Regions from separate parts of the Homo sapiens genome. Here region 1 is linked to region 2. A link is an interaction called in ENCODE POLR2A ChIA-PET data of the cell type or tissue named here. Cell type or tissue: PC-9. All regions are shown on one strand. Each heading gives the region's core, and the rest is flanking DNA. Links, peaks and the distances in the headings are about the cores only.

The links. ChIA-PET counts read pairs that join two places held together with the same protein. Peaks named below come from ENCODE experiments on the same cell type or tissue, not always from the same donor. Only the 100,000 strongest peaks of a DNase experiment are listed, where the experiment ranks them.
Region 1: POLR2A ChIA-PET joins it to region 2 with 6 read pairs; 1 of 35 experiments calls an interaction of 5 or more read pairs at or near these places.

What each region holds. Positions count from the first base shown.
Region 1 is chr2:235,035,718-235,050,980 of GRCh38, reverse strand. SH3BP4 (SH3 domain binding protein 4) reads right to left here. Exons shown (of 6, transcript NM_014521.3): 4 at 7,734-10,093. Among named protein-coding and RNA genes, the nearest start is that of SH3BP4, 91 kb to the right of the region's middle. RefSeq lists an enhancer at 7,017-7,518. In PC-9, for the core only: no CTCF peak of the experiment used is centred there; DNase peaks (open chromatin) are centred at 5,410 and 6,450; H3K4me3 peaks cover 398 bases; H3K27ac peaks cover 2,500 bases.
Region 2 is chr2:234,661,042-234,676,304 of GRCh38, reverse strand. No RefSeq gene overlaps it. Among named protein-coding and RNA genes, the nearest start is that of LINC01173, 14 kb to the left of the region's middle. RefSeq lists an enhancer at 14,403-14,926. In PC-9, for the core only: a CTCF peak has its summit at 6,516 (motif pointing left); a DNase peak (open chromatin) is centred at 6,074.

The DNA of each region.
Region 1 (15,263 bases), core at 3,985-6,484, 380 kb before region 2:
GAGCCCCTGGACAGGCGAGTTGCTAAGAGAAGAGGAAAGTCACCAGTCCTGGCGTTCTTTCTCTCTACGCTCTGTTTCAGCACCTGAGGTTGTCATTTTAGGACTCCAAAGTGTGCTAAAAAACAAACAACCCCCCACCCCCGCCAACCACACCGCTGGTACCGGCGCTCTTTGGCCAACTATTTTGTGCCGATAGCAGGGTCGTCTTGCTAGTGCTCATGCGGTCGGCTGGGCTGCTTACTTCAAAGCGAGCCCAGCTGTTTTAGACTGAGCATTCTAATGTACACTTTATGTTTACCTGGGGGGAGTCTAACAATACAAAAAGGTGACCTTTTTGGCGACTTGTGGCATGCATTAGCCAGAGTAGGTGACTCACGATCCTTCTAGGTGGGCCCCCAGCATCTCAATCCATGGAATTTAAAAAGAACCAGGAGCGACAGATCATTCTGATGCCTCCCTAGATATGAGAGGCTGACAGCTGGCTACCAACGAGGCTGGCCAGAAGGGGGTTTGAGGACCTGGTGGCCGTTTGTTTTTGTAGAAGCTACTAGAAACCCAGGGCTAGGCCAGGAGCGGTGGCTCACGCCTGTAATCCCAGCACTTTGGGAGGCTGAGGCAGGTGGATCACGAGGTCAGGAGATCGAGACCATCCTGGCTAACACAGTGAAACCCTGTCTCTACTAAAAGTACAAAAAAAATTAGCCGGGTGTGGTGGCGGGCACCTGTAGTCCCAGCTACTCAGGAGGCTGAGGCAGGAGAATGGCGTGAACCCGGGAGGCGGAGCTTGTAGTGAGCTGAGATCGCGCCACTGCACTCCAGCCTAGGGGACAGAGCGAGACTCCGTCTCAAAAAAAAGAAAAGAAAAAAAAAGAAACCCAGGGCTTGCTGTGAGCCAGACACTCAGCTCCTCCGCTCCCCAGAGCCCCCCATGAAGCAGAGGCTGAGTTCAACCCACTTTACAGAAGAAGCTGAGAGAGGGGAAGTGGGTTTCACACCGAGAAATGCCAGAGCCAGAGCTGCCTCTGGGCACCCAACCCCAGGTCCTCCCTGCTGTGTGGGCCGCAAGGCATCTGTTCTACAGATAAGCACAGGAAGCCTGCAGACCCCAGGCTTGTCCCGGGTCCCACAGCTGGAAGTGACAGGCGTGGAGGCAAATATGCAAACTTCTCAGCACTCGGCCAGCGGCCTTCCCAATTCCATGAGCCCCACATGGAATTGGGAATTGAACCAAATGTAATACCGGTCTGGATTATGCTTCATATCAACTATTTATATATTTCAGAAGAAGGTCTGTTTCTATTTGAATTTGGATATATTCAAAACAAATTGTTTTAAAAAATTAAATGTTGACTAGATTTGTTTCAGAAGATAAAAGCATACACGTGTGTATTCACGTGTCAGGAGGGTGTGTAGTTAGCTGGTAGGCTGTCAGATCCTAATTTTCTTGCTGTGGTGGCAGCCTCGTCTGTGGTCCTGGGAAGGTGTGCTGGACCACCACAGGGTTTGACACGAAGTCACTCAATGTCCCCAACTCAGCTCTTTCGTGGCTACTCAGCACACACCAAGCTAATCTGGCTGTGTGCACAGCTGCCTGGCTCCAAAGTGGCCTCATTTTCTAGGTAACAGAACAGGTCAAAGTCACCTGCTTCTGACTCGAGTCATTCCTGGTGCGAGTGATCAAAACCGCTCTCTCCCCAGGGGAACTGGGCACAGGTCCCCAAGGTCCTGGGAAACACAGGTGTTCTCTGGCCCCTGGGAAGGAGAGCGCCTGGACTCCATCCAGGGGCAGCCAAGGTCCCATTTCCATGGATCCCAGATGAAAGGAGAGGTCGGCACTTCCAACACCAAGAATGAAGGCATCTCTCCCTCACTCACTTACACAACTTTTACTGAGCCCAGCCCTGGTTTAGTTTGTTACAAACCACCCACACCATCAACAAGGCATAACTGATGCATATTTTTAAAGGACAAATTTTGGGTGCCAACCAATTCTTAGCAATAGAAAAATTTCACAGCAGGAGGCTCTAGCTCTATGAACTTGATCCTTGCAGCTTCCTCTTTTTATGGGCACACAGGTACACCAGGAAACACTCGATGGACTGCTGCACTACCCTGGTTTCAACTGGAATTTTGTTACAGTGAGTACACCATGATTTCAGTCAGGGTGACTGAACTTTATAAAGGGACAGATAGTACTTTTGCCTTTGTGGGACACACGAAGCCTGAAAGCCACAGACGATGCAGATGGGAATGGGTGTGGCTGAGTTCCAACAAAACGCCATTGACAGGAATAGCGGGCCTGGCGGCCAGAGTCTGGGAACTTGCTTCAAGAGATATTCTTGTCCAGCCATGGTGGCTCACCCCTATAATACCAGCATTTTGGTAGGCTGAGGTGGGAGGATAGCTTGAGCTCAATGAGTTCCACACCGGCCTGGGCAACACAATCAAACCTTGTCTCTACTACAGACAAAAAAAAAAAAAAATTAGCTGGGTGTGGTGGCACCTGCTTGTAGTCCCAGCTACTTGGGAGGCTGAGGTGGGAGGACTGCTTGAGCCCAGGAGTTCGAGGCTGCAGTGAGCTGTGATCACACCACTGCACTCCCGCCTAGGAGACAGAGCGAGACCTTTTCTCAAAAAAGGGGCGGGGGAAAATACTCTTATAAAGTACAAAGAAATACAATTTAGGCTTTTTTGCTGCATGTTTATTCCATCCTGCTTCCTTCCCAACATGCCCCAAAACTCGAGGGGAAGCCTTCTGCACATGGCATCTGGACAATGGGCCCATCCTCCTTCCCTCTCCCACATTAACAGCCACAGGCTCTGGCTTTGGGGCTGCCTGGGAGGAATCCCTCAGGACCCCATCCAATGCACACTGTCCATCAACTCCTCCTCTTCTGGAGGTTAAAGTGGGTCTTCTCCCAATCCACAGAGAGTCCCTTCACACCACACCAGTCTTTCCCGCCCCAATGCGCCCCATGCACTTGCTAGCTTCCTTATTTCTGTTAGTTTTCAAGTCTCTTTGGGTTTATTCCGGCCCCCACTCCACTCCCAAAACAACCACCCTCCCTTGCTTTGCATCCCACAGCAACTCCTTCCCTTTCTCATAGAAACTTCTCTACAGAGCCCGACACGCCTATTTCCCTACCTCCCGCAACTTGACCAAAACGCCCCTGCTACAGCCATCACCGACGGCTCCAGGTCACCACACCCCACGGCTTCGTTCTTATGGTGGATCCAGGACCAGTTGTGACAGCTCACTCTGGCCCCTTAGGAAGTTCTCCCTGGGCCTGAGGCCACCGTGGGCTGCTTCTGCTCCCATGGCTGATGGCCACTGCCCACGGCTATCTCCAGCTGACTCCCCTTCCTTCCCCACCATAACAGAGACCATGTGCCGAGTGCTGACAGTATCCCGAGAATTGGGAATAGTCTCTTGCATCAAAAGGGCGCTGCTGAATGACTTTTCTGATTCTTAAAAAGCTGGGTTCCCTTTCAAAGGCCTCTACCACTGCCAGACGCTGCCCCTCCTCTTTGCCTGACGGGAGCCCACCGACCACGCAGTGTTTCTGGCCAGTCTACAGAGGATGCACAGCGAGGGTTTCATGTCCCCTGCTTCGCCTCTGACGCATCAGGGGGCTGAAAGAAAACCCTACCCTTGAATCATGCCACTGCCACCATTTTTTGTACATGGGACCCCTGAAGGAGCACAAGGCTTAAATGTGAATGTGCACATTTCTCCTTTCATAAATACTCATGACTCCCCCTACGGCTTATTGAATATGTATATTTGGCCACCAATATCCATAAATTCTTGTTGCCTTTGCCCCTCCCTTGAAGTGTCTGTTTTTGGCTTCTGGCAGGAGGCTCTGCTTCCCAACCTGTCAGAATAGCCACCCACAGGCTGCAACCCTTTATGAGGAATGAGGCTCTCCTTTCCAAATGAACAAACCTTGTCATTCTTCAGCTGACACCATCACGGACAGAGGCTCTGGTGGGAGAGAAGTGGCCAGGACAGAGGGGTGCTCTGAGTGCAGCCACAGCCATGCTGCTGGGAAGGGGCAGGCAGAGGTACGGGGATGCCTCACACACGGACTCTATCAAAAACAGGCACAAAAAGAATGGAAAGAGGAAATGGAACCACAGAACAGAAGCATGGTATGGCCACGTGAGAATGCCTCCCGCTTGGATTCTTAGCCCAGCCCAAGGCCTGCATTCATTCATTCATTCATTCATCATTCATTCATTCATCCATCATTCATTCATTCAATCACTTATCCATCTAGTACCTCAGTGATTCTTATGTGCCGGGGCCCTTCCTCTCATGGGACCTATGTTCAGTTAGAGTAATAATGAGAAACAAGTGCACAAGAACATAAACAAACTTGTTTCTTTTCTTCTCTTCCTTTATTTTCAAGACAGGGTTTCACTCTGTTGTCCAGGCTGGAGTGCAGTGCTGCGATCATAGCTCAGTGTAGCCTCGACCTCCTGGGCTCAAGTGATCCTCCCACCTCAGCCTCCCAAGTAGCTGGGACTACAGGTGCACACCAACACACCTGGCTGATTTAAAAAAAAAAAATTGGAGAGATGAAGCCTCACTATGTTGCTCAGGCTGGTCTTGAATTCCCGGGCTCAAGCGATTCTCCTGTCTCAGCCTCCCAAAGTGCTGGTATTACAGGTGTGAACCTCCATGCCTGGCCAAAACAAACCGCTTCTGATTCAAGAAACACCATGGAGACAGAGGATGATGGAGTGCGCGGGGCTGCAGAGAAGGACGTCCTGGAGAGACGGCATTTGAGCTGGCAGCTGAGGGAGATGAGGAGGTCTGGGAAAGGGAGCTCCAGGAAGAGGAACAGCATAGCATCTGCAGGAGCTGGAGGCCGGGCGAGCTGGGTGTGTTCAGGGCAGGGGTGCACAGAGCACAGTGGCCCCCAGGGTTGGGATGGGTAGGGCCAGATCTTACACGACTTTGTGGGGCAGGGGCAAAGGCTGACCCCGTTCTAAAGGCAGTGGAGAGAGGAACAACCCAGGTCTCATTTGACTCCTTTTTCCTTCCCATCTCCCTGCACACTGACTGTCTCAAACTCTCACATTTTCCCCATCATTTAAACACTGTTTCCAACCCAAGGCATCAGAACAAGGACACCGAAAGCTATGCTAAAAATGAGAGGCAGGGGGTGGCCTGGCTGTGACTCTCTGGGAGGGGCAGGTAAAGCGGTGGCAGAGGCCGCAGAAATCGTGGCAGCCCTGTGATGACAAGCGGAATAGAACAGCCAGTTTTCAGGGTCTCCTAATAAACGACCTGGGAGAAATCCGTCTGTGGTTTCTATAAGTTTGGCCAAGATGATGACTGACACAGGTGTGGGGGGCGGGTGGGGACACTGCAAAACCAGTTTCACTTTATCACCACAAAATCTAACCTTGCCTCAGGGAGCCGACCTGGCCAAGGGCAAGTTTCACTTCCTCCTTTCTGGGTAGCGGAAGGACTCGGGCACAGAGGACACACCCCTCCCTGGAGCGGACAGGGAGGCCCACCAAAAAATCCCCTCCCAGAGATGCTCACCAATCGAATTGAGAGAGTTTGATCATTTATGTCTTTTGGAAAAAGATAAAAAAGCAGGAAAATGAGTGTAAAAGCCACCTACTCGGCGGTTATTTTCCACAGCTGGTGTGGTACTCCTGGTTGTGTCATTTTTCCACCTCTGGTGCAACGTCGAGGTGAGTGTCCTGGGCTCAGCAATGCTGTCAGGTTCCACGACAGCATGCACAGCCACGGCTGTGGTCTCGGGGCCGCCCGCACAGAGGCTCTCACGGGATGGAGGCGCTTTGTCTGCCACTGTGCTGGGTGCACCCGTGAGGAGACCAGGCCACGGCCCGGCACCAGGTTCTGGAGAGCCAGGAGGTGTGCTCTGAATCACACATGGGTGATGGCTGATGGGAGGGACGCAGGCCATCCCCTCCCTGCAGGTGACCCCACATGGGGGCCCGGAGGCTTCCCTGCTGCGTTTGTTCGCTTCCTCCCCACCCAAGTGCAGTGATTTCCTGGTTGCCAAGGTGGCCCCCCTGACGGCCGCTTCCAGTTCCATCTCCCTCCCCTGGGCAATCTCGTGGCTCCATGCTTCTGGCACTGCACACGACTGCAGGCCACCCAGAGAGGGTCTCACCCGACTCCTGCCCCACTCCTGCCGGGCTGCGTCCCTTCTGTCTCCTGGCTCAACATGGGCAGCCGAGCCGGGTATGTGCCACATGTGACCCTTGCCTGCACACCTGTGTCTACAGGACACTCTGGGCTCTCCCAGACAAACAGGGCTCAATCCAGGGGAGCCGGGGAGGTGGCAGAAAGGCCGGGCACCAAGAAGCACGCCTCTCAGAAGCTAGGATGCAAGAAAGCCTGCGGGCTCAGAGGAACGAGGAAGAGCGGCACACGCCAAGGTCACAGGGTTTTCCCACAGGAATGAACACCAGCAATGCGCCCCTCTCCGGAGGATAGGGGTGGACTCCGTTCTATCACAGGGAGAAGTCCACAGGGACTCTCCACCACAAACACCCCTGGGGATGCCAGGACACGGATATGGCTAAGCCTAGCCAAGGTAACCGCCAGGACCCAGCTCTGCTGACGGTGGGGCTGCCTGCGGGGAGCAGTGCTAAGAAAGCGTTGAGCAAATGCTCCCCGGTTGGCTCGTGGGCCAGGGCGTAACCCACAGTCTGATGCTTACTTCCCCCTTTTATTTCTTTGGATTCCAGTTCACGGTTGTGCTGGCAAAACAAATGCTGTCCTCGCCCCAACTCAAACCAACACAGAGGGGGAAGTGGAAACAATACAGAGATGTTAGAAGCTTCAAGGAAGCAAAGGCAAGAAAAACTCACATTACAATGAACACAGGCTTTGGGGCAGCGGTTCGTGGGACTCTGGAGTCAGAGACCCTGTTGGGAATCTAACGAACCACATCTGCTCCCAAGAGATCTAAACTGAATGGCGAGAGCACAGGCCGCCTTCTGCCCCCACCCGCATCTGGTCCATTCTGGGACCCTCTTGGAGCTCACAGATTCGGTGGGAAAAGTAACTGGAATGCTCTTCTTTGCAGGGTCCTTGGGTTGTCTGGGGCCCCCCAGGATCCCCCGTAAACCCCATCTCCACTTCAAGCACACTTCAAGCCCCACACGTATATCCCAGGCAGCGGGACATCAGCCACAGACACTGTCCTGGTGACTTACAACACCACGGCCCACGCCCACGCATATTGGGAAGGCGAAAGGCTGTGCTGAGCCGCACCTATCTCAGGCAGCGGGACATCAGCCACAGACACTGTCCTGGTGACTTACAACACCACGGCCCACGCCCACGCATATTGGGAAGGCGAAAGGCTGTGCTGAGCCGCACCTATCTCAGGCAGCGGGACATCAGCCACAGACACTGTCCTGGTGACTTACAACACCACGGCCCACGCCCACGCATATTGGGAAGGCGAAAGGCTGTGCTGAGCCGCACCTATCTCAGGCAGCGGGACATCAGCCACAGACACTGTCCTGGTGACTTACAACACCACGGCCCACGCCCACGCATATTGGGAAGGCGAAAGGCTGTGCTGAGCCGCACCTATCTCAGGCAGCGGGACATCAGCCACAGACACTGTCCTGGTGACTTACGACACCACGGCCCACGCCCATGTGCACTGGGAAGGCGGAAAGGCTTTGCTGAGCAGCACCCCTGAACGCCCAGGCACCTGCTGAGCACTCACCATCACAAGCTCCTTCTGGAAGGACTTCCGTTCTTTGTTCTCAGTGTTGTTACAGTCCTCCTTCAGCTTTTCTAGGACGGACGCCACCCGCTCGGGCTCACTATCCAGCTCTGCCCGGCAGAAAAAGGTGAGCGGCAGGTTCACGTAGCCCAGGGCGTCAGCGAAGGAGCGCCAGCTGCTGATGTTCTCCATGAGCAGGGTCCTCACGGAGGCATAGATGTACGTGAGGAATTTGCAGGGCCGCAGGATCTGCTCCAGCAGCACCGAGGTGCTCAGCTCGGGGCCCGAGCACAGGCTGGGCCGGGCCCTGCCGACCACCAGCACGTTCTTGGTGTGCACGAGGCCCACCCTGCCCTGGTAGTAGCCGATGTACCACTCCTTGGTCCACAGCTGGCCCCGGAGCCTGACCCGCTCCTCGCTGAGCAGGGCGATCCCGTCGCCCTTCTTGTACTCCAGCAGGTAGTGGTTCTTGTTCTGCCGCACCACAGTCTTGAGCAACTTACCAAACTTGAGGCTGGACACCGGGCGGTCCTGGAAAGTCGGGTACTTTGTAGTGGTGGCAAACGGGGACAGGATGATTTTCCCGACTTCGTTCTTCTTGAGAAACCTCCTTTGCCCGGAAGGCTTGATGGCACTTTTAGGGGGTGGCTGAGGAGTCTGGACACAAAACTGGGTGAGGATGGCCTCCTGGTCGTCCTTCACCTGAACCCGCAGCGTGAAGTCAGAGAGCTCGTTGGGGTTCTGGGAGGTGATGGGGAAGATCAGGCGGCTCACCTTGCCCAGCTTCAGCTGGAATCCTCGCACCACTTTGGCCTGCTCGCTGGCTTTGACCTCGTAATTCGTCATATTGGAAAACATACAGACCTTGAGATCCTGGGGCCTGGACAAAACGAACTGGTGCTTCCCCCACAGCTGCAGGGCCACCGGGGCAGGGTTGGGTGCCTGGCGTGTGACCTCGCTGACCAGGAGCGTCTTTGGGGCACAGTCATGCCCAAAAATGGTCACTACCGTCTTGAAGGATGGGTGGATGTGTTTAGGGCCGTAGAGACCCACTGTGACTTTTTTATTGATGAAGTCCCACACGGTGGAAGGGTAGAGGATGCTTGGGCCATGGGCCACGACAGCCACGTACATACAGGGCTCCAGGTTGTGCAGCTGTGCCTGGACCGTGTCCCCACAGCTGCAGTTGAGCGGGACGGAGACATATGGCCCTTCCTTCGAGTCGCTCCTCAGGCACTGGAGGCCCACTGTGCTTTTGCTAAAAAGGTCATTTTTTATCTCGGCTGACACTTTCATCTCCAAGATGATAGAGGTTTTCACCTCCAGGTTGCTCAGCTTGACCTCCAGCACAGGGCTGATGCTGCAGGACCTGTCACTGTTGAGCTCCAGCGGGGGGTCCAGCAGGGCTTTCATGGAGATCTGCTGGGTCTCCCCAGGGGCGACGTGGCCCTCGGGCACGTGGATGCTGATGCTGGTGTCAGGAAGCTGGACAGCACCCCCGGAGCTATCCAGCTTGCACACGATGTTTGTCTCCACGGCTTGGGTCTGGCCCCAACCAGGGCTTTGGCCAAGCAAGTCCAGGTCGTGGCAAGACCGGGCCAGCTTCCTGTGGTTTAGCCAGGCAGTTCGAAAATCCTCCCGGCTCTGAAATTGCTCGGGGGCAGGTGATTTCAAGCCGGTGAAGAAACTCGACGATGTGGGAGCATCGGACTTGGCTTGGAGGACGGAGAGTTCCGAGAGACTGTAGGAGCGCTTGCTTCTGAAGAAGGGGTTGTCCCGCCTGACCGGCGGCTCTGCGTGGAGTCCGTTTGTGACTGGAAGCTCATCGAAGATGTTGCCAGTGCTATTCGTGGTGGCTGAGCTGGATTCGGTGAAGGAGGATGTACCTGCGTCAAAAAGGAGCAAATCCACAGTACTTTTGGGATTCAGCTCATCCAGGCTGGGCATGACGGGCACGTTCCCATTCAGAAATGGATTGGTCTGGACCCCATTCCAGAAAGGGTTATTACTGTACATTCTGCCTGGTACTTTTTTGTCATCTGTCCATCCCCCGAGCAGCTCCAGCTCCTTGGCTACCTCGTCTGGGCTGTCTGGAAGATTATCAATCATACCGCTGTCACTCAGTGTTGAGTTCCGGTAGTTCAAGGGCTGCACATAGGAGGAGGGGATGTAGCCCATTTCGGTGGTGTTGTGTGCGTACCACCACTCACCGCCAGATGTGTCCAAGACGTAGAGATGGTCGCCCTTGGAGAACTTCAGTGTGGTGAAGTTGGTGGGGCAATAGTCCTTGATCGCAATCACTTCCTTTGCATTTCCGAAAGGTGTGGGGTTGTCTACGAGCAAGGCACTGGGAGAAGGCACTGTGCAAAACACAAAGAAAACAGATGGTGAGGGCAAGGCCGGCGGGGTGTCCGGAGAGCTTCCCAAAGGAGAGAGGACGGTGGTAAACAGACAGGTGCACAATAACCCAGGCAAGTCACCAACAGAAACAAACCAAAGTGAAATTCAGTAGGTAATTTACCTGGCCAACGAACTGGTTCCTGCTACTTGGTCACCTTCAAAATCGACAGCCTATGTCCGGCAGAAAGACCACAGAGGAGCCTCTCCATCACTCACAGAAAGGCAAATCAGTGCAATGGAATATTTAACATGCCCTACGCCCTAAACATCTCATTTTGGGCAACGTTAAAATTCTTCTTAAAAGAACTGCTACTAGATACAAAGAGAAACTGAATGTGATTAACTTAGAAAACACGGTGACACGGTGAGTTAGGTGACCACTGCATGTGATCAGGGACTGGAAATGAACAGATTCCAAAAACTCCCGCAATGACATGTATGAGCTGATTCCAAGCTCTGCCTCTGGATGGAAAGCTTCCCTCAACCTGCTTCTTAAATTTCCAAACTCAACCTGTTCCTCACCAAACTGTTTCCTCAGATAAAGTAAGAATTCTGAAGTCAGTTCCTTCCAACCTCTTTTATTCTTATTTTACTTATTTATTTATTTATTTATGAGACAGTGTCTCACTCCGCCACCCAGGCTGGCATGTATTGACATGATCTCAGCTCACTGCAACCTCAGCCGCTCAGATTCAAGTGATTCTCCTGCCTCAGCCTCCAAAGTAGCTGAGATTACAGGTGTGTGCCACCATGCCTGGCTAATTTTTGTATTTTTAGTAGAAATGGGGTTTCATCATGTTGACCAGGCTGGTCTCAAACTCCTGACCTCAAGTGATCCTCCCGCCTCAGCCTCCCAAAATGATGGGATTACTGGTGTGAGCCACTGCGCCTGGCCCAACCTCTTTTAAATTATCATTCAAAATCACAACATGAAAACAGACTGTCTACATACCTTGAAAATGAGAGATTATGCCTAGTCATAGCTCATACTATCATTGAACAAGTGTTGAAGCAGTCTGAAAAATTCCAACCCTTCAAAAAGTGAATCAAGTTAATTCATGGCTCCTGCCATTGAACTCTGTATGTTACCAATGTAGACGGCAAATGAAACAGCAAAAATAAGTCAGCCAAACAAGTGGTGTGTTTTGAAAAATAATGGATATGATTAAATGAGAAGATATATTCAGAAGATGAAGAACACTCTTTCTGAAGAAAATAAGCACATATACTTCTCCCCAGGACTCCCCTCCCCCACCTCCCAAACTGCCTCACTTACGGAGTCTGCTGACATTCTGGCTTCCCGTAATAAACAATTGAAAGAAAGAAAGGAAACGTTTCTTTCTTTCTTTCTTTCTTTTTTTTTTTTAAGTTGCCAAAGCAAATGACCAAAGAAAGGAATCCGTTTTTAGTTAAACTAAACCTACATCTTTTCTAATGTGATGAAGTCCACAGTCATCGTATTCTATCAAATTGCCCCCCCGACCCCAGAAAATCACCTGCCAGTTTCCTTTTCCTTTGAAAGGAAATAATCACACTTCCTTGGGAAAGTGTTAGGAAATCAGGTAGACAGTTTCTATTCATTTACATTAACTGGGTTACAGAGATGCGCTTAGCTGGGAGCATCCCTGGGCCTTGAAGCCCCACCTACCTCCTCCTGTGAAATTACAGCAGGCCCGTCTATCTGGGTGTCTCAGAGAACCCGGCTCTGGGATCACTAAACCCAGACTCGAGTGGAGCCCTTAGAAACTGTGTGATCTCCAGAGCCTAAGACTCCACTCATGGTGGACAAAAAGTGTATTTCCTCAATGAGCTTTGGAGAGGACAAAATGCAAAGACGTAGATAAGGCACTTGTCATAATATTGCTTGACCCAACTTGAGGACACACAGGATGTTATGTGAAATAGACATCTCCTGGCCCCAATGTTATCTTTTTCCATAGCTCTTACCACCAACCACTACATCATGTACCTGATGAGGTTCAGAACATGCTACCCCAAAATATAGCACCACACATATTTTAAGCTGGAGGAATTTGAGAAACCGCAGGTGCAGGCAGGACTCCCTGCCTGCCCCCTGAAGCAGGTCATAGACCCTCAAGTGGGAGGGGCCCTCCCTATATGTGGGGGACAGAGCATCCTATCTCCAAGGACACAGGGAATCTGCAATGCCCAGGCCTTGCTGTCCTCCAGCTCATGACACTTGCTTATGCTTTTTCTTGTCCCATCTCATTTTTCCAGGACTCTCCACACCTCATCAAATCCCTCAGGTTTAATTACTTCTTTAAGTCTTCATTTCCTTATGAAGAAATTATATATCTGTAATATACATATAACATATATTAAGTAAGTTTGCATGCTTTTCTCTTATTAATGTCTTTTGTTATAGGGGCCCAAGCCAAGAACTAAGAATTTTTCCTTCTCTACATACCTCATATATATATATATATATATATATATATATATATATATATGTATATATATTATATATATATATATAAAATATATATACTATATATAATATATATATAATATATAATATATATATATAATATATATATTATATATAATATATATTATATATAATATATATTATATATAATATATATATAAAATACATATATCCTTTATATATATATTATATATATGTGTATATATATATGAAATATGTGTATGTGTGTGTGTATGTGTGTTTCTTTTGCAGGAGGAGCCTCCATCTCCCCATTAGGGTATCAGCACCATTAGAGCCTGTTTTGTTTGCTGTTGTATCCCTGGGCCTCGTACAAGGCCTGGCGCGTAGCGGGGACTCAATGAGTATTTGTGGAATGAATGATCATCGTGCATGCGTAAACGACACAGAGAAGCCATAATCTATGCTATTGGATCCTGGTGTTGGTGAAAGCAGTGTCTGAATTCCCCCTGGCTGTGCCCTTGTGCTCTAAAAAAATCATAAAACCAACAAATTATTTAATATGAGATGGGAGTGAACCAAAACCTGTGAAAGAAAATGGCTTTCATGGAGAGGTGGGAAGAATTGATGTGGGTCAGGCTGAGGCCAGAGGATACAGAAGCTCTTCTCTCTCATTTCTGTTTTGCTAGTCATGATCTCCAGGAATATAAACCATTTTATCTCCTTGACACAATCTACTGGAAATGTCACATAAAGATGAAAACTAAATGAAAATTAAATAGAGCTTGCCGGCCATCAAAATCTTGCTAGAATCCCTCAAAGGTTATGTCCTTATTATGCTCCCTCAGAATAATTCCCTTACAGTAGTTTCAAAATTAAGAAACCAAAGCAATCAAGAATGCTTTGTGCATAGCCTAGAATGTATCAATGAGAATTATCATTCAGTTTTATCCAACTGAAGAATAAGAATGGTTTTACTTAAAATTCCCAGCACTCTCCTTGGAAGAGAAATGGTCACAGATCTCACTCAAGGGATCAGGCTTAGCCAAGGGAAATCACCCCACTCTTCCTTTCCAGAACCCTAGGGAGGTGGACTGTTGTGTGATTCCCCCTTCTAGATGAGGCCCTCCATCAGTCAACTGCCACCAAGCAGCTGGGGACACTGGGGAAGGGCTTCCATCCCATCAAATGCCAGAGAATCCCTAACGAATTCTATCTTAATGAATTCTGAGGAGTGTTACCCAGATTCACAGCCACCTTGATTTTAATACAAAAATCTCCCTGGGTGTTAGGAAGTTCAATGTACTGAATAATACATTTCCTATCCGTCTGCCTACGTTCTTCTGCAGGCAAAACATTCATCAGAGTAGAAGGTTTCATGGCAGATACTTTGGCTGAAATAAATTCCCACCTTGAAGTCTGTCTATCACTGGGATGTGCGTGAAGCTTCTGGCTAGCAAACTGCCTGGGTCACATGTGGCGCCTCGGAGGTAGATTCCCCAGAATCTCTGGGCAAGGCCAGAGATCCCATGGTTCTGTCCACCTCAGATTCTCAAAACACCCTCCCCTTCATGTTTGAGGCTGTCCTCCTCCTCACGTTCAAGGCTGTCTTGTTTGTCTTCCTCCTCTAAATTAGGGATTCTTTTAGGGATAACAGCCAATATTTCCTCCAGAGCACTGTCATTATTATTATTATTATTTTTTATATAGAGTCTCAGAGTGCAGTGGTGTGATCTCGGCTCACTGCAACCTCTGCCTCCTGGGTTCAAGTGATTCTCCTGCCTCAGCCTCCTGAGTAGCTGGGATTACAGGCACGCTCCACCATGCCTGGCTAATTTTTTGTATTTTTAGTAGAGACGGGGTTTCACCATGTTGGCCAGGCTGGTCTCGAACTCCTGACCTCGTGATCCGCCTGCCTCGGCCTCCTAAAGTGCTGGGATTACAGGCGTGAGCCACCGCGCCCAGCCCACTGACATTTTTAAAAATTCACCTCACTTTAAGACTCTGCCCTCCTCACTTTAACACTCTGCCCAAATCACACAATTTATGCTCACAAGTTCCAGCTTTGACTCTGATGAGTTGGGCTATAAAGTAAAAAACAAAATGTCCATTAACAGAATCTGAAAAATAAATGCTTCAGTTATTTATGGCAACACCCAATCACTGTTGCTCTCTTACAAATAAAATCTCACACGGGCTAGACGTTTCTTTTAAAGAACATTTACAGCAATGCCCAGGGATGCCAGCATCAATCAGAGGCAGGGAGAAGATGTTTGGGATAAAGGGGAAGGAGAAGCTACTCAATTAGACAGACATAAACACAGTGCATATAATTTTTGTACATCAGGGTAGAGGATTACAACTTTATCTGGGGGATAGCAGTTTAGTTCAAGAAACATTTACTTAGCACTGACTTTAGGCTGGGGCCGAGGATACAAATGGTCAAAGTCAAGTTCCTACTTTTCAGCTGTGCTCCAGGCAAGACAGTTTCAACAGCTAAGAGAAAGCCAAGGGATGATGATATTGATGATGATGGTGCTGTCACCGCAACTGCCAAGCCCCAAAGGAGCATGTGAGAGAGACTGAACGTGGCCTAGGTTAGGGCAGATGTGCAGGAAGAAAATGACCTGCTAGTATTCACCTTGGTGTCCAAAAGATAGGTTTTCTCATGAACTCAATTTTACGAGGCCACTGGAGAAACCCAGAGACCCAGGGTTATTAAA
Region 2 (15,263 bases), core at 4,533-7,032:
TCCCTTCCCCCCCACTTTTATCCCAACTTCAACCTCGGTGGTGAGCAAATACAAGTTTAGACGGTGCAAAGGCACTAAAATGATGGCAATAGAAAAAGCAGTGGCCCCTCTTTGTTTTGACAACTCCATCCTTTTTGCCAATCTCCCTGAAGGAGATTGAACTTCTCTGTTATTTAGTCTTATTTTATTTGGGGACTGGAAGATGGTCTTCCTAGTCATTTACCTAGCTTTTTACCCATGAGTACACACATCAAAACTTTATCAGGAAAGTAATAGGTGTCATTTGTCCCTGTTTTGAGGACTGATAGAGGCTGGGTGATCATCCTACCATAAGATATTGAAGGAAGACAATCTCTGCTTCATTTTCCTGAAACCATTTCCAGCTGCAGTCCTGCTGGCTTTTACCTGCTTAGATTAATGAATGCAATCTCAGGTTGCTGGCACTCTTTTTTGTAGAGGAAATATAAATAATGTGAGGGTTCGCCTACAACCTGGCCCTGTGATGAAACAATAAGTGGTCAGTGCTGGGAGGCTGTGCAAAGAAAGCATTGTACTGCTTTCTTCTTTAAAATTGTCCCAACATCCACTAACTCATTCAGGAGGACTCTGGTGTTCACAGTAGATCACCCTGAGACCTCAGGGTGGGTCATATTCTATCCTATAACTCAGGTGTTATTCTGAGGTCATTGTTTTGAGACAGGAATAATATAGGTTGGTCACAAGAGAATAAAACATTTCAGGCAGGAGTTTCACATGACTACAGCCCATGGGCTGATAAGACCCTGAAAAACCAGGGTGTGGACCAAGCTGGATGAGAATGACTGGAACCAACATGGCACTGGATTTGACCTAGGTTTCTCCTAGGACCTCATTATGTGCTCATTAACATACTAACCACACACCCACCAGCACCATGATGGTTCTGAGAACACCCATATTTGATGTAAAAAATGGATGGCACCACAGTTCCAAGAAATCTTCACCTTTTTCCAAGAACTCTTCACCTTTTTCCAAGAACTTTCATGAATATTCCACCCCTTGATTAAAGAAATCCATAAAGGTAGCAGCCCCAAACTCCATCTACTTAACTCTGAAGTACACCCACACCTCCCTTTTTAGAGTTTGTACTTTTCCCTTTGTGATAAATCTCCATACTTGCACTATTTTCTGACTCATACTTGAATTCCTTCTCGTGAGGATGTCAAGAGCCTGGGCACCGGCTGGGGTCAAGGTCTCACCGGTGTTCAGGGATCTCCCCCAGCCCACTGGTATCTGTATCTCCCAGGGAACAACTGAGCAATGATTCTCAGTGTATCTTCCCTGATGTGTGGGGGCATGAATGCTGCCTTGTGTGGTGTGACTGTTTGACTGGCTTCCTAGCCATGTTTAGCTGTTGGTTTTGCTTTGTTTTGTTTTATTTTATGTTTGTCCTCATGAGGAATGCTAAGAATGATGAGTGAACAGAAAGCAATTTAGTATCTAGATTAGAAGAGCTCAATGACATGAAAAGCTCCTATAAAGCTTCTCAAAAGGAGTCTTACGGTTTTTTTTTTTTTTTTTTTTTTTTGAATGTGAGCTTGGAATATATTTTGGCTTTGTCTTTTTGTCTTAATGAAATCCTCTCTTCCATATTGCTTTTTATGACAAAATCTTAGAGCTTCCAAAAGGCGATGCCTGGTACAGCTTTAGAGCAGTCTTCCCAGGACAGCTCTCCCCTCCTCCTGCTTAGAGAGTTGACAGTGAGATGGGCTCAGCATTTTTCCACTCTGGGCTTGGACAGAGCATTGTCCTCTGAGATAAGGGATCTAGATTGGTATTTGTGGGGACAGAGATGAGATTATGAGATAATATTGGGCCAGTGGACCCAGAAAGACCCAAACTTCAACCTTACTTTGTCTTTCCTCCCCTTAAGGTCTCCAAGAGAGGTACATGCCCAGAGAACAATTTCAGGGGAACATCACTGTTGAAGCTCCAGCCCCATGCACTAAGTTCCAGTGTAGTCTCTGCAGCTCAGAAGGGTTGGAGCACATGATGAACCAATTTTGATCCTAAAGATGAAGTCATAGAGGCAATTTCACCCTGAGGCCAACACAAAGTTGGTCCTGGGTGTCTGTCTCAGGACACTCAAAGGCCAGGAAAGTTCTCATATGAACCTCTAACCTCAGCTACATGAGGAGAAGACAGAGGGAGCTTAGAACAGCCCAGTAGAGAGAGAGTCTGGGAATCCAGCCAATCTACTCAAAGGAAAGCCTCTTAAGGAGAGAGACTCCATACTCTCTGCTTGACCTTTAACTTACTGACCTTGGGGCTATGATCTGGCAGATGGGTTTGTTCATTTCACCTACCTCTCCATGTGCCAACTGTGTAGTGGGGGTAGGGTGCTGACAGAGAGAAGAGGGGAGAGAGAGGCTCAAGCCAACCATCCCTTCCTCCTGGTTCTTTCTCTCTGAGAGGCCAGTGGACTTCATACCTGGGGGCTGGATCAAGCAGGACGGTTGCTTTCCCTGCAGTGCTTATGTGCAGAGCTGAATAATGTTTCAGGAGAGATCTATCCACTCCTTCATGGGGCAGTGTCTCCAGTCCTTACCAACACACCTCACATCCATAAGGGATCAGTGAATGCCTCTTGATGGTTCTGAAGAAAGCTTTCAAGCTGGCCATGCCTGCCAGTATGACTGCCTGATGAACATCTATGCAGGAGGAGGAAAAGAGTCCCCTCTGTTCCAGTACCCTCACAGTATCTCACAGACCTTCCAGGGAGAGTCACACAGGGTAACCCTCAGCACATGGCAGCACAAGTTATGTGGTACAATTCTGCTCAGTAAAAAGGATGCAGACTTGCTACTATTCTATAAAACCTATCCCATTATCCCCCGTAAAAAGTCATCAAATAGTTGTAAATGCATTTCACTCTGTAACCTCCGTGTTTCTTATGACATCACTGGAACTGGCATATTTCCTTGAGAGCCTCAAAAGCTAAGTTATTTCAATACCAAATCTTTCCCACATCTCACTTCCCTGAAGATCCAAAGATCCAGAATACACAAGAAAATCACAGCACTGGCTCCAAGTCCACAAAGTTCAACCCCAAGTCACAACATTTCCATTTTATTACTTATTAGAATGCATCTAAACAGCATAAATCCTGGGACAGGAGGATGGCTGTTTCCTTATGAGCTGGTTCCAGACCTGGGGACCACTGTTGAGCTCTCTCCTAAAATGTCTTACCCTTTAGCACACGGTCAGCAAACTTTTCCTCCGAAGGGTCAGATAGTAAACGTTTAGGCTCTGCTGGCCATAGGGTTTCTGTCATGGCTACTCAACTCTGCCATTGTAGGAAGGCAGCTGGGTGTGGCTGTGTGCCAATAAAATTTCATTTACAAAAACAAGCAGTCAACCAGATTCAGCTGTGGTTTTCCAGTCTCTGCTTTAGCACATAAAGGTCAGGCCTAAGGGCTGAGACCCTCTTGTGTGGTCAGCCCAGACCCCATACCCTTCCCTAGGGGTGGCTCTCCCCTTGTGAATAAGGCGTTTGTGCTTGGCCTTGATTGTCTGGGCCAGGGATGTCCTGTCCCAAGCCTGGCCACGTGAGTTTTTTTCTCCAGGAATGTTTTGAAATGCACATGGAAAAGAGCCCATTGCTCTTCGGTGGTGGAAGCCAGGACGTATGAGTCCCAGGGCCTGCTGAGGACACTCACCTTGCGGAGAGGGAAGGGAGCTGATACTCAGAGCACAATGGAGATTGGAGGGGAAGCAGAGCTCCTATGGTCAGGCTCTTGCCTAGTTACAGGTGTTCCTGATGCCCATCTTTATCTCATTATATGAGAAAACTCAATTTCCTTTTCATGAGCACCCCCTTTTGCTCCAACTAGTATGACCTGAAATTTCTGTTTGTTGTAACCAAAGGGATCTTCATGGATCCTCCAGGTCATATCCTATAGGACCCAAATATAATATTTCCAATAATTAAAACCAGTGATTCTCTGAGGCTCCTAGTTACATGTCTGGTGATCAGTCTTGCTTCTTTATAAATACCTAGTTCCTAAAAAAATCAGCTGGGTGCGCACTGCATTGATGACAAGAACACAATTCTCATTTCAGAGATGGTAGAGCATCCGTCGACACCAATTTCAAATGGTGAATGCAGCAGCCATTGTTTTTTTCTGCTCCAAACCAAAACCCTACCTAGTGACAATCTCTCAGGTTCAAGGGTTTCAGAGCTCAAAGACCCAACTGGGGTTAGGGGAGCCCATCGCCCACTTCACTTTCCTCGCTGCAGTCCTGACTGCTGACTTTCAGGGCACTGGGCCATGCACATCAGATGGGCAGGCTGGGCTTAGGCAGGGCAGGAGTGAAAGGCTGTTCAGTTTCCCAAAGTCTTCAGCCCTCAAGTTTTTTGATAAGAATGATGTCACCAGTCTTCCACAGAGCTTCACTGTTTGTGCTGGGAGGCAGAGGTAGAGCCTGATAGGCAGTGAGCCCATACCGGGCACCAGGCCTCTGCATCTTTCTCATGTGGGTTTGGTTATCAGTGCTCTGCAAGGGGCAGGGAGGAAACTGATGCTTCAGGATTTGCACTTAACCTTCAAGATACCATCAGAAGCACCAGCCTCTGCCAAGTTTTCACCTGAGGTTTCTCAGGTCCCCAGACAAGGGACATAGAGGGAAGGACATGCAACCTGAAAGGCCAAGCTGATGTGAGCTCGTGGAGTTAGGGCAGAGACAATACAGGGGTGTGGATTCTGAATGCAGGCTTCATCATGTCAAACCCATGCTTTCAACATCTTAGTGGTGGAATCTCCTTTTAAAGAGAATCTTATAAGAAAATTCAGGATGTAGCAGTCTGTGGCAGAGAGTCTGGAGCTGAGCTGGGGGTGACTGGGCCCTGCCTGCCGGGGACTCCTCTCCCAGTGGCGGGTCTGTTGGGGGCTTGGCAGGGTCAAGTCTGACCATAAAATATATGATGTTAATAAACAACAAGTAATTGTTACCCACTTTGCATAATGCACACTAGAAGCAAGACTTGTTTAACCTTCAAGAAGTGGCTGAAGGTGACCTGAAGGAGGCCTTAACTTGAAAGGCTCCTAATTGGAAAGCACACTGAGTTGGATAGGATTCCCACTGCCTCCCCCAACCCCCGCACTCCCCACATCTGCTTGCCATTCTTCAGAGCTAGGATCCCATGGCAACCTTCCCCCCTCACCTTTGCAAAATTAGTCCTAATCCATCTGCTCACTACCGGGGAGGTCCTGCTGCTTATCCTGCCTTCATCTCAGAGCTGAGTGCTGGCTTTGCAGCTTGCGACAAAGAGCGAGGGAATCAGTTCCCTGCAAAGACCAAACACAAGATGTCAAAAAGGGAGACCCCAGGGGGACGCAGCTGAGCCCAGCCTGGCAGCAGCCCACTCCATGTAGCAAAGAGGTGACCACGCCATTGCAGTGACACCTACTGAAGCCTTCCTGTGACTGAGCACCGTGGATTAGGAAGGCTTTCATATAGATTCATGTACTTATTCTTCCGAGAGATTCCCCTCTGGGCTTCTGGTTTGCTAAGCCCAGGGGTAGCCGTGTGTCTCATTTAAGCAGCATCATGTAAAGCCTAGGTCTGGCAATGGTAAAACAAGGTCACGTTTCTGTTCATGCTTCTATGTTGAGGATTACATATTGCAGTGAGTTGTCTTAATGGCAGAGCAGGGTACATTGAGATATTGACAGTCATGTGAGGACTCATGTTTTGTATAAGAAATATGTAGAATTTTGTTTTCTATAATGTATTTATATCTGTTTAATAATAAAAATGATGTCTATGTAAAGCATGAGCAAAAAATCGATGCTCTAGGGAAGGGTGGCACCTCCTATGTGAGTGTGGAGCCTGGACCCTTTCTACTGCCTGACTTAAAAAGCAAGGCAATATTTTACCTGGAATCCTTCTAGGCCCTAAGGAGCTGGAGTCTGAGTTGAGGGTGTTTTGCTGCTTGTTGGAACCACACTTTCAGCGACCGAGGGAAAGTCCCTGGATTCCACTTAAGGCAATCGTGTGCATTCAATACATAGTGGGGAGGGTGATTAAGAAAAAGATGAGTAAGACAAAAGCAATTTCCTTCAAGGATTTTATCATCTTACAAGGGAGTTAAGACATAGCCCAACTCATGGCAAAGAAGAGGTATTTTTTACTTTGCAAAATAGCACAGATTCAAAGGGAAGTATAATGGTGAAGTTCCAACATAGGTGCTGGGGACTTTTCAGAAGGGCCTGATATGAGGCTTACCCTTAGGTCCCCATAGGAAAGGGCAGCTTGACTACAGGTGCCAGAAAGAGGTAGGGTCCCATATGGAATGCACTGGAGGCCCAGTGGTGCCCATAGAGACACACACATTCATCTTCTTGGAAGCATATACACCCAAGAGGTTGAGGGTCCTGCTGTCTCCCGGAATCAGGCCAGCACCTCCTATAGTCAATTTGGAGTCACTGCCCCCTGTTGGTTGTTCTGCCTGGCAGATTCCTGATGTTAGCTCCTGTTTTCCTGGTTTGCCTCTTGGTGGCTTCCATTGGGATATTGCCTCTGCGCCTCTTGGACTGGGTCCAAGGTGTGCTCCCAGGTTTTCTGGTACACCATGTCCCCCAGTTTGGGTCTTGCTAGTCCATGCTCAGCAGTATCCCTGGAATGGCTATAATTTTTATGTAGGGAGAGGGTGGAAGCTGTGGTTGCTCTTCCTGGGTATGAATTGGCGCCCCACTTTTAGGGACAGAGGAAGCTCTTGGGAGGTCCACCAGTAGTGACACAGCACTGGCTGTTTAGGTTCATGGAAGATAATGGGGGCTATGTGGGAACGAATGAGGGGGAAGACAGTGAATAGATTAATTCATAGCCTTCCTATGTTTTTCTTGCTGCAGAGCCGGTTAACCTTTCTACAATCTCATGGGCCAACTTTGGCTTAAGTATCGAAGCAAGGCAGCCCCTGTTCTCACAGCCTCAGCTTACAGAAGCAGAGAAGGAAAAATAAAATCTAATAGGAAAAATAACATTGATCTGGTAGTAATTTGAATTGTAATTTACCATCATCGCATTTCCCCTTACTTTGAAGTGATTTTCCATGAATTTTTGTGTGTAGATGGAATTCTGTGTTCATTGTGTTCAATTTCCTTCCTTATTACAAAGTCTGTGGCTACTTGTGGAAAACTCAGGAAGAGTAATTTTGGCTTGAAGTTCTCTCCTTTTGCAAACATTTTCTAAAATGATGTGTTTTGCATACATATGATCTGGATGATTTTGGTAGCTTCTCTGCCCCTCCAAAAACCAGTTCAGTTTTGCTCATACTCCAGATTGCACGGTCTGAAGTTCACTTCCTGCCCAATGATATCTGTAAATTCTTAATCTTGCTTTCCCTTTCTTCCCATCACCCTGGGCCAAATACTAGATTTTTCTACTAGGCAGAAGCCCATTCCCCAGCAGCATGTTTGGAACTTGAATTTCTTTGGTGGAGGGACCTTGCATCGGAATTTCTTCATTTCCTTGCTTGACATGAAAGGTTTTTTGTTTTTTGTTTCCGTTTTCGTTTTTTTTTTTTTTTTTTTTTTTTGAGATGGCGTCTCGCTCTGTCAGCCAGGCTGGAGTACAGTGGTGTGATCTCGGTTCACTGCAACCTCCGCCTCCTGAATTCAAGCGATTCTCCTGCCTCAGCCTCCTGAGCAGCTGGGATTACAGGCGCACGCCACCATGACTGGCTAATTTTTGTATTTTTAGTAGAAACAAGGGTTCACCTCATTGGTCAGGCTGGTCTTGAACTCCTGACCTCGTGATCCGCCTGCCTCAGACTCCCAAAGTGCTGGGATTACAGGCGTGAACCACCGCGCCCAGCCGAAAGGCTCTTGTTAGCTGTGTATTCTGCTAAGGGGAAAGTTTCAACTTGTAACCCCGTGTGAAGATGGCGAATCCTTTTCTTTTTCAGAAGTCACTCCAATACCTGGTAGTCCAATGTCAGTAGGCATTTTTTCTGCCAGTGTTCAAGTATAAATGCTGGATAACGGAGAGATATTTAAAGATCTCCTAAAGATAAAACTAGCACCTGAGTCCTAGAAAGGAATTTGGAGTCAGCATTTCTATTGGTTCTTACAATACAGGTTTGAATTGAATCGTCTAAGGAAGTTTCCAAATTACATGTTTTAGGCCTCAACTCAAAAGCCGGTTTGGAGTAGGGCCTTGATAACTCAATTTTTCAAAACCTTTGTAGGTGACTTTTTTGCATGCTCTTAGTTCTGAATCACTGAAAGGTTAAACATTTCTCACTCTGCAGATGAAGAAATTGGATAGCTAAGAAATTAAATGACTTCGCTGATGTTTTTTTAATGGATATGGTGAATTGCTGATTGCTGGAGGCCCTATCAGGTGGTAAATACCATGAGGCAGGAACAGCCTATCCAGCTTCCAATCCTACTTCTAGCAATGTGTACCTCACTGCAGGTGTGCGGTAACCCAGAGTAGAGTGGAGGTCACACTGCCGGCCTGTGGCTGAACCTAGCTCAGAATCTTGGGAAGGGTGTGATCAAATGGAAAAGCATCTGTGTTCAGGGTTCCTCGCTTGAGGACCCAGGTGTGCCATTTCCCAGCTGTGTGAGCTTGAACAAGAAGCTTAAGTGTTTAGCCTCATATTCGTTGTTTGCAGCAACAGAGTTCTTGAGAGGATGAAATCACACAATCACCTTAAAATGAGTGGGGAAGTGCTAGATGCGTTATATAGACTTAATGAAAGCTATTTTCCTTTTTGTTATAATCCAGTGCTTTGTTAGCTAATATGTTTTGCCTATAAAATTTTTACATTCCCTTGCAATAAACATTTGAAGACTCTATTGAGATGTCATCAGGGCAAGGTGAATACTCTAGCCGACGTCTGGAATTTCTTATTACTTAGGATACAGACGATGCCTTTCAATTCATGAGCCAATTTCTCATCCTATCTAATTCTAGTTCCCTTCATTACTTCAAAAAATTTCCCCCTGAATTGCCAAAATGAGAACTTGACCCATTTATTTTTCCATTTGCTGTCTGAAGAGCACATTGCACTTCAATTTTCTCCAGCTTTATGGTTATGACATTTTTTCCTACCATCTTAATCACTATCAGCCTCTGCCGACATACAGTGAAACACTGGACAATTATAAATACCTGTGTATACAGATTGGAAAATGCTGATTTCAGCAACATCGGGGCTCATTTGCAAGATTTCTGATGACTTTTACCTCTCTCAGCAATTAAAATACAGCATTGCAAAATGGTACTATTGGATTCTGTCTAAGGTTTGTTGATCAAGGGACAACAATGGAAATGGTTTTGCTCCCTGGTGAAGCGGAGTATTCTCCTTTGGCCAAGACTTCTTTAGAATCCTGAGCTAAAGTAAAGAGGTGAGACCTGCTCAGCCTGCAGGATCACCAGTGGTTTTATTGACCCCACGGTGTCTTCCACAGCAGGAAAGTGGACTGTCCCACACCAAATACGACTTGGAGAAGGAGACCTATGCTCAGGATTTCATAAGTAAGCCATTGCCCATTTATCAAAATAACTTCTCCTATCTTCTCCTATTTCTGACCCCTTCTGTTCAGATAACAACCTAAATCCTATTATGAATAGACTAAAAGGAAGATTTGTTTATTGGTGTCTTCTTCCGGACAACCCATGATACAATTGGATATGAGATCCTAATGTGCCTAGGTTTTTCCTCCCGAATTTCAGTAGTATACATTGTCAGAACACCAAGAATTCTAAAAACAAGCTTTTTAGATTCTCCTTTTTGGGGGTTGGGGAGAATGGGCTACCATGAGAATAAATGTTGCTCATTCATTACCGTGGGACCCGTTTCTGAGATCCCGGGTACACATGGCAAGTGCACATTCATTCCACTGTCGCTTGGCTTCCTAATAAAGTGGGTGTGACGTGTTCAGGGCCCTATGACAGCTTTCCCTCATCTGTCACTCTGACACCAGCCTTCCATGGCTAGAATTCCTAAAATCAAGAACTAAATCTCTATACAACAATTAAATAATAACAGGATAAAATAAATGGTAAAGAGATAATTAAAGCAATGGAGGGAATGATGGGAAGCTACAATGAAAACAGACAAAACTTTAGGAAAAACAGAGGTGAATAGAAAAACGAAACCAAATGCAAAAGTAAAACAAATTCATGTTAAAGATGAGAAGGCTACAATCAAAGTGTCAAAACAGTAAGATAAACATCGTGAACTAATTGAGAAAACAAACCACTTCAAACAGATAGATAGAAACAAAATAAAATGCTAAGACCAGAAGCTTAAAGAGCAGACTGGGTAAAAATAAACAAACTGAAGTAAAACTTTATAAAATAAAAAGACAAAGAAAGAAATCAAAAGATAAAGAAATAGGCCAGACATGGTGGCTCACGCCTGAAATTCCAGCACTTTGGGAGGCCAAGGCAGAAAGATTGCTCAGGAGTTTGAGACCAGCCTGGCAACGTAGTGAGACCTTGTCTCTCCAAAAAATAATAATTAAAAAATTAGCCCACTACAGGTGGCAGTGCACACCTGTAGTCCCAGTTATTTGGGAAACTGAGGCAGGAGGAACACTTGAGCCCAGGAGATGGAGGCTGTAGTGAGCCATTTTTGTGCCACAGTGCTCCAGCCTAGGCAACAAAGTGAGACCCTGTCTTTCAAACAAAATAAAGAAAGAAAAAGAAGGAAAGGGAGAGAGAAAGAAAGAAAGGAAGGAAGAAAGAGAAAGGAAGAAGGAGAAAGGAAGGAAAGGAAGGGAGGGAAGGAAAAGAGGGAAGGAGGAAGGGAGGGATAGAGAAAGAAAGAGAAAGAGAGAGAAAGAAAAAAGAAAGAGAAAGAAAGAGGAAGGAAGGAAGGAGAGAAAAGAAGAAAAGAAAAGAAAAGAGGGAGGGAAACAAATCTCCAGCTTCCCATGGCCTTTGAATGCCTCCCTAGGCAGGCTGATGCTCAGCTCTGCGAAGAGCTTGGGGTTTTCCTTTGTGTTTGGGCATCAGCAAGATCAGCCACCCCAAAACAGAGGATAGACAGGGTTTGATTTTTTAAAAACCATATAGTTAAAAAGGAGTCAAATTTTGACTTAGTACTCAAACAGACAACCCCTTAAACCCTGAGAGTTAAAATTAAAAGTCCACGCTTAGTGGATAATATCAGAGATGTGCAAAGATATGCCCAGACCCATGGTATTAGCCAGTCTAGAGCCAAATCTGTCCATGAGAAAAAAGGGCATCCTGTGGGTGCTTAGGAAAATCAATCTGAGCAGTGTCACTCAGATGGGGACAAGTCCACTTACTGTGGTGGAAACATGGAGCAATTGTCCTTTTTCCTGTCATCACAACCATGCTTTCTCTCAGAAGCCTGCTAGCTGGAGAGCTTCCCAGCTGCAGCTCATCTTTCATCCAAAGCACTACCTACAGTGCTGTTTCCAGGACCAGAATCTTCTCTGACTCGGAATCCTCCAGCAGCCAAGTCCTGACACTGCTCATGGAGCTCCTTCCGCTGACTGTGGTGGGAAGAGCTGTGAACCCCTAATGATGTGGTCTTGGCCTGAGGGCTGTGTGGGTTGATCTTGGGTGGGGTTTGGTGTTGACCCTGCCCTGACTTCATGGAGAAGCACCCCTGCTTCTGCCCCTGTGCTCAGGGTGTGTCATGGTAGCCCCAGGCTCCAAGCCCTTCCCCAAAATGGGCTCCTCAGGACTTGGCTGAGTAGCTTTCTGTGGAACCCAGGACCCCTGCCCTTTTTTCACACCCCAGGCTTCCCCAGGAGATGCTATGAGAGTTCATGTGGGTCCACTTGGTGTTCTTTGAGAGACATGGATGTACAAAGGCCTTCAAACTCTTCTTGAGGCACATTCATTATCGGGAGAAATTCACCCCCAATATTTCACGTAGGTTCTTCTCTATTTTCCCTAAGTGCCAGCCAGTCTGAGAAATAAAGGGAAAGAGTACAAAAGAGAGAAATTTTAAAGCTGGGCATCCGGGGGAGACATCACATGTTGGCAGGTTCCGTGATGCCCCCTGAGCTGTAAAACCAGCAAGTTTTTACTAGTGATTTTCAAAAGGGAAAGGAGTGTATGAATATGGTGTGGGTCACAGAGATCACATGCTTCACAAAGTAATAAAATGTTACAAGGCAAATGGATGCAGGGCGAGATCACAGGACCACAGGACTGGGGCGAAATTAAAATTGCTAATGAAGTTTCAGGCATGCATTTTCAGTGATAATATCTTATCAGGAGACAAGGTTTGAGAGCAGACAACTGGTCTGACCAAAATTTATTAGGCGGGAATTTCCTTGTCCTAATAGGCCTGGGAATGCTACGGGAGACCAGGGCTTATTTCATCCCTACAGCTACGACTGTAAAAGACAGCCATCCCCAAAGCAGCCATTTTAGAGGCCTCCCCTTAGGGACGCATTCTCTTTCTCAGGGATGTTCCTTGCTGAGAAAAAGAATTCAGAGATATTTCTCCTATTTGCTTTTGAAAGAAGATAAATAAGGCTCTGTTCTGCCCAGCCCACAGGCAGCCAGACTTTAAGGTTATCTCCGTTGTTCCCTGAAAATTGCTGTTATCCTGTTCTTAAGGTGCCCAGATTTTGATATTGTTCAAACACACACGCTCTACAAACAATTTGTGCAGTTAACACAATCATCACAGGGTCCTGAGGTGACATACATCCTCCTCAGCTTATGAAGATGATGGGATTAAGAGATTAAAGTAAAGACAGGCATAGGAAATCACAAGAGTATTGATTGGGGAAGTGATAAATGTCCATGAAATCTTCACAATTTATGTTCAGAGATTGCAGTAAAGACAGGCATAAGAAATTATAAAATTTGGAGAACTAATAAATGTCCATGAAATCCTCACAATTTATGTTCTTCTGCCATGGCTTCAGCGGGTCCCTCCATTCGGGGTCCCTGACTTCCTGCAACAATTCATTAGAAACCGTCCACACCCTAATGGCATGGAAGTTTTTCATTTTCAGGAATCTTCAAAGGAGAGGCTGGCTTCGTTGTCTGTATTTATGCAGGTCATCAAACTTTGGGATCAAATGCCCAGACCTCTCTGCCCTCGTCATAGCTCCTCTCTGGTGGCTCTGAGGTGGTTTCATGAGCAAATGGCCAGGAGAAAAATTCCTGTCTCCCGACCTCAGGTACCACAGAGTTGACACAGAATTCTCCTGCCCTTCACCAGAGGAACTAGAGAGATGGTGATGGCTATGGATTCGTGAAGCCTTCCCTCATTGAAAGGTCTCCTTGCTCTCCATCTCTACTCTTTTTTAGACAGAAGTAGGAGATGGGTGGGAGGCAGTGGGTAGGAGGGAACAGGGAACTGCAGCACTGGTTCTGCTGAAATGACAGCAGCTTGGTAATGGCGGCTGCCATAGCATTTATTCTTGGGGATGGAAGGCAAGGTCACCCTGGGAAACAGGAGAGGCTTCTCTTGGCCCTTAGACCTCCAAGGCATAGAAGCAAATGTTGGCTGTGTCTCTTGAACTGTCCAGAAGAGGAGTTCTCTGACCCACTGAAGTGACCTGCAGATATCTGTAGCTGATGAATCCCTATAGAAGAGAAAATTGTATCAACTGTCATAGCTCAACAATATTAAGCTCTTAGTCCAGGGACTGGTAAACTACAGCTCATGGGTTAAATTCTATTTGCTGCTTATTTTTATAAATAAAGTTTTACTGAAACACAGCCATGTCATTCATTTATGTGGTGTAGAATGCTACTTATATGCTACAATGTCTTAGTTAAATAGTTGCAACAGAGATTGGCCTACAAAGCCTAAAATATTTACTGTCTGACTCTTTATAGGAAAGCTTATTGTCCCTTGCTCTAGATCATCCAATCTTGGAGTCTTTGTTAAGAGTCAAGGAAGTTTATTTGGGGAATTATTCCAGGAAGCAAAGGTGAGGAAGTGGAAAAATGAAACAGGAAGGAAGGAAAACCAGTAGAGAGTGGATGACTGTGTGGGCAGCTGGGAGTCAGTCCTTCTGGGGAGCTTTCAAGAGACCATATGGAAGTTGGGGCATAATGGCCCTACTATATGGAGAGGCTGGGGCATTTATCCCCCAACCTCTTCCCCACTGGTTGAGGCCACCTCTTCCCCTCGCCAACACTACACTCCTGGGTTGTGCCTGTGAAGAGGGGCTCAAGCTCCACAGGCAGAGAAGGGGGTGAGGGGCAGCCCCTAACTGTACAAATCATCCAGGTCAGAAGGTTGGCCTTCTTCTGGTAACTCTGGTGCCCCCACATGTGTGTCTCAAGTTCCACATGGTCCAATGTCTCCATGCTTTGCATGTTGAAGACCATAGATACGCAAGTCTTATGTGCACTCCTTTCCAGGGCCCCTCTGAACTTGCTATCTCACTCCCAGGTTCTCACACAAGCTGAGCCCCTTCTCAGGCAGGGACATTTGTGCATGCAGTTCCTCCTTACTCACAGTTTCCTTTTCTTTTTTCCCAGTCCTTCAATGGCCAAATTCTTCTTGCCAGTCTGTCCCTCTTCCAGGAGCATCCCCTCGGAGTATCTTACCTGAGGCAGCATCACCTTCCTGCTTCAGGGTCTCTGTCCCACCCCTGGGCAATTTCCTTTGTAGAGCTCAGTAGGAATAATCTCTTGCTCATTTGTTGAATAGATTGTAACTTGCCTTCTCTGGCTACAATGGAAGCTCCACAAAGCAGGGACCTAAAGATTCACATTCATTAAAACATTGCCTTGCATTTGGTAGCTGCCTGGAGGGTATTTGCTAAGTGAAGAAATGGTTATGAACTCTTAGAGGAGGGCTCAAAAACAGATGAGACAATGGTTTTCTGGCAGGGAGGTATGGATAAGAAGAGGATCTTTGTGAGGGAAGTTCATGTGTATGAGCGGATAGGAGGGAAGAAGGCTCTTCCCAGCCATCTGCTCCTTGAGCCCCTCTGTCTTTGCCAGGAGTCTGAGCTCACAGCTGCTGCTGCTTAGGCATGGGTAGAGAATGAACGTATGTACTCTGCTCCAGGCTCAAGTCTGTTGGACACATTTTTATGAAAAGGTGTAATTGGCAATGGTAGAGTGATGCTGTTACGGATTTGGAAATATTTGCAATCTACTTTTAGGATAAAGAGGAATTACAACGGAATATGTTGATATAAGAGATTTAAAAAAAATCCATGGTATATTCTGGGATTAGTATGTCTTTATTTAACTTTCCTTCATTCTCATGGACCAAGATGTATGATGAAAAATGTATATTTAGCATG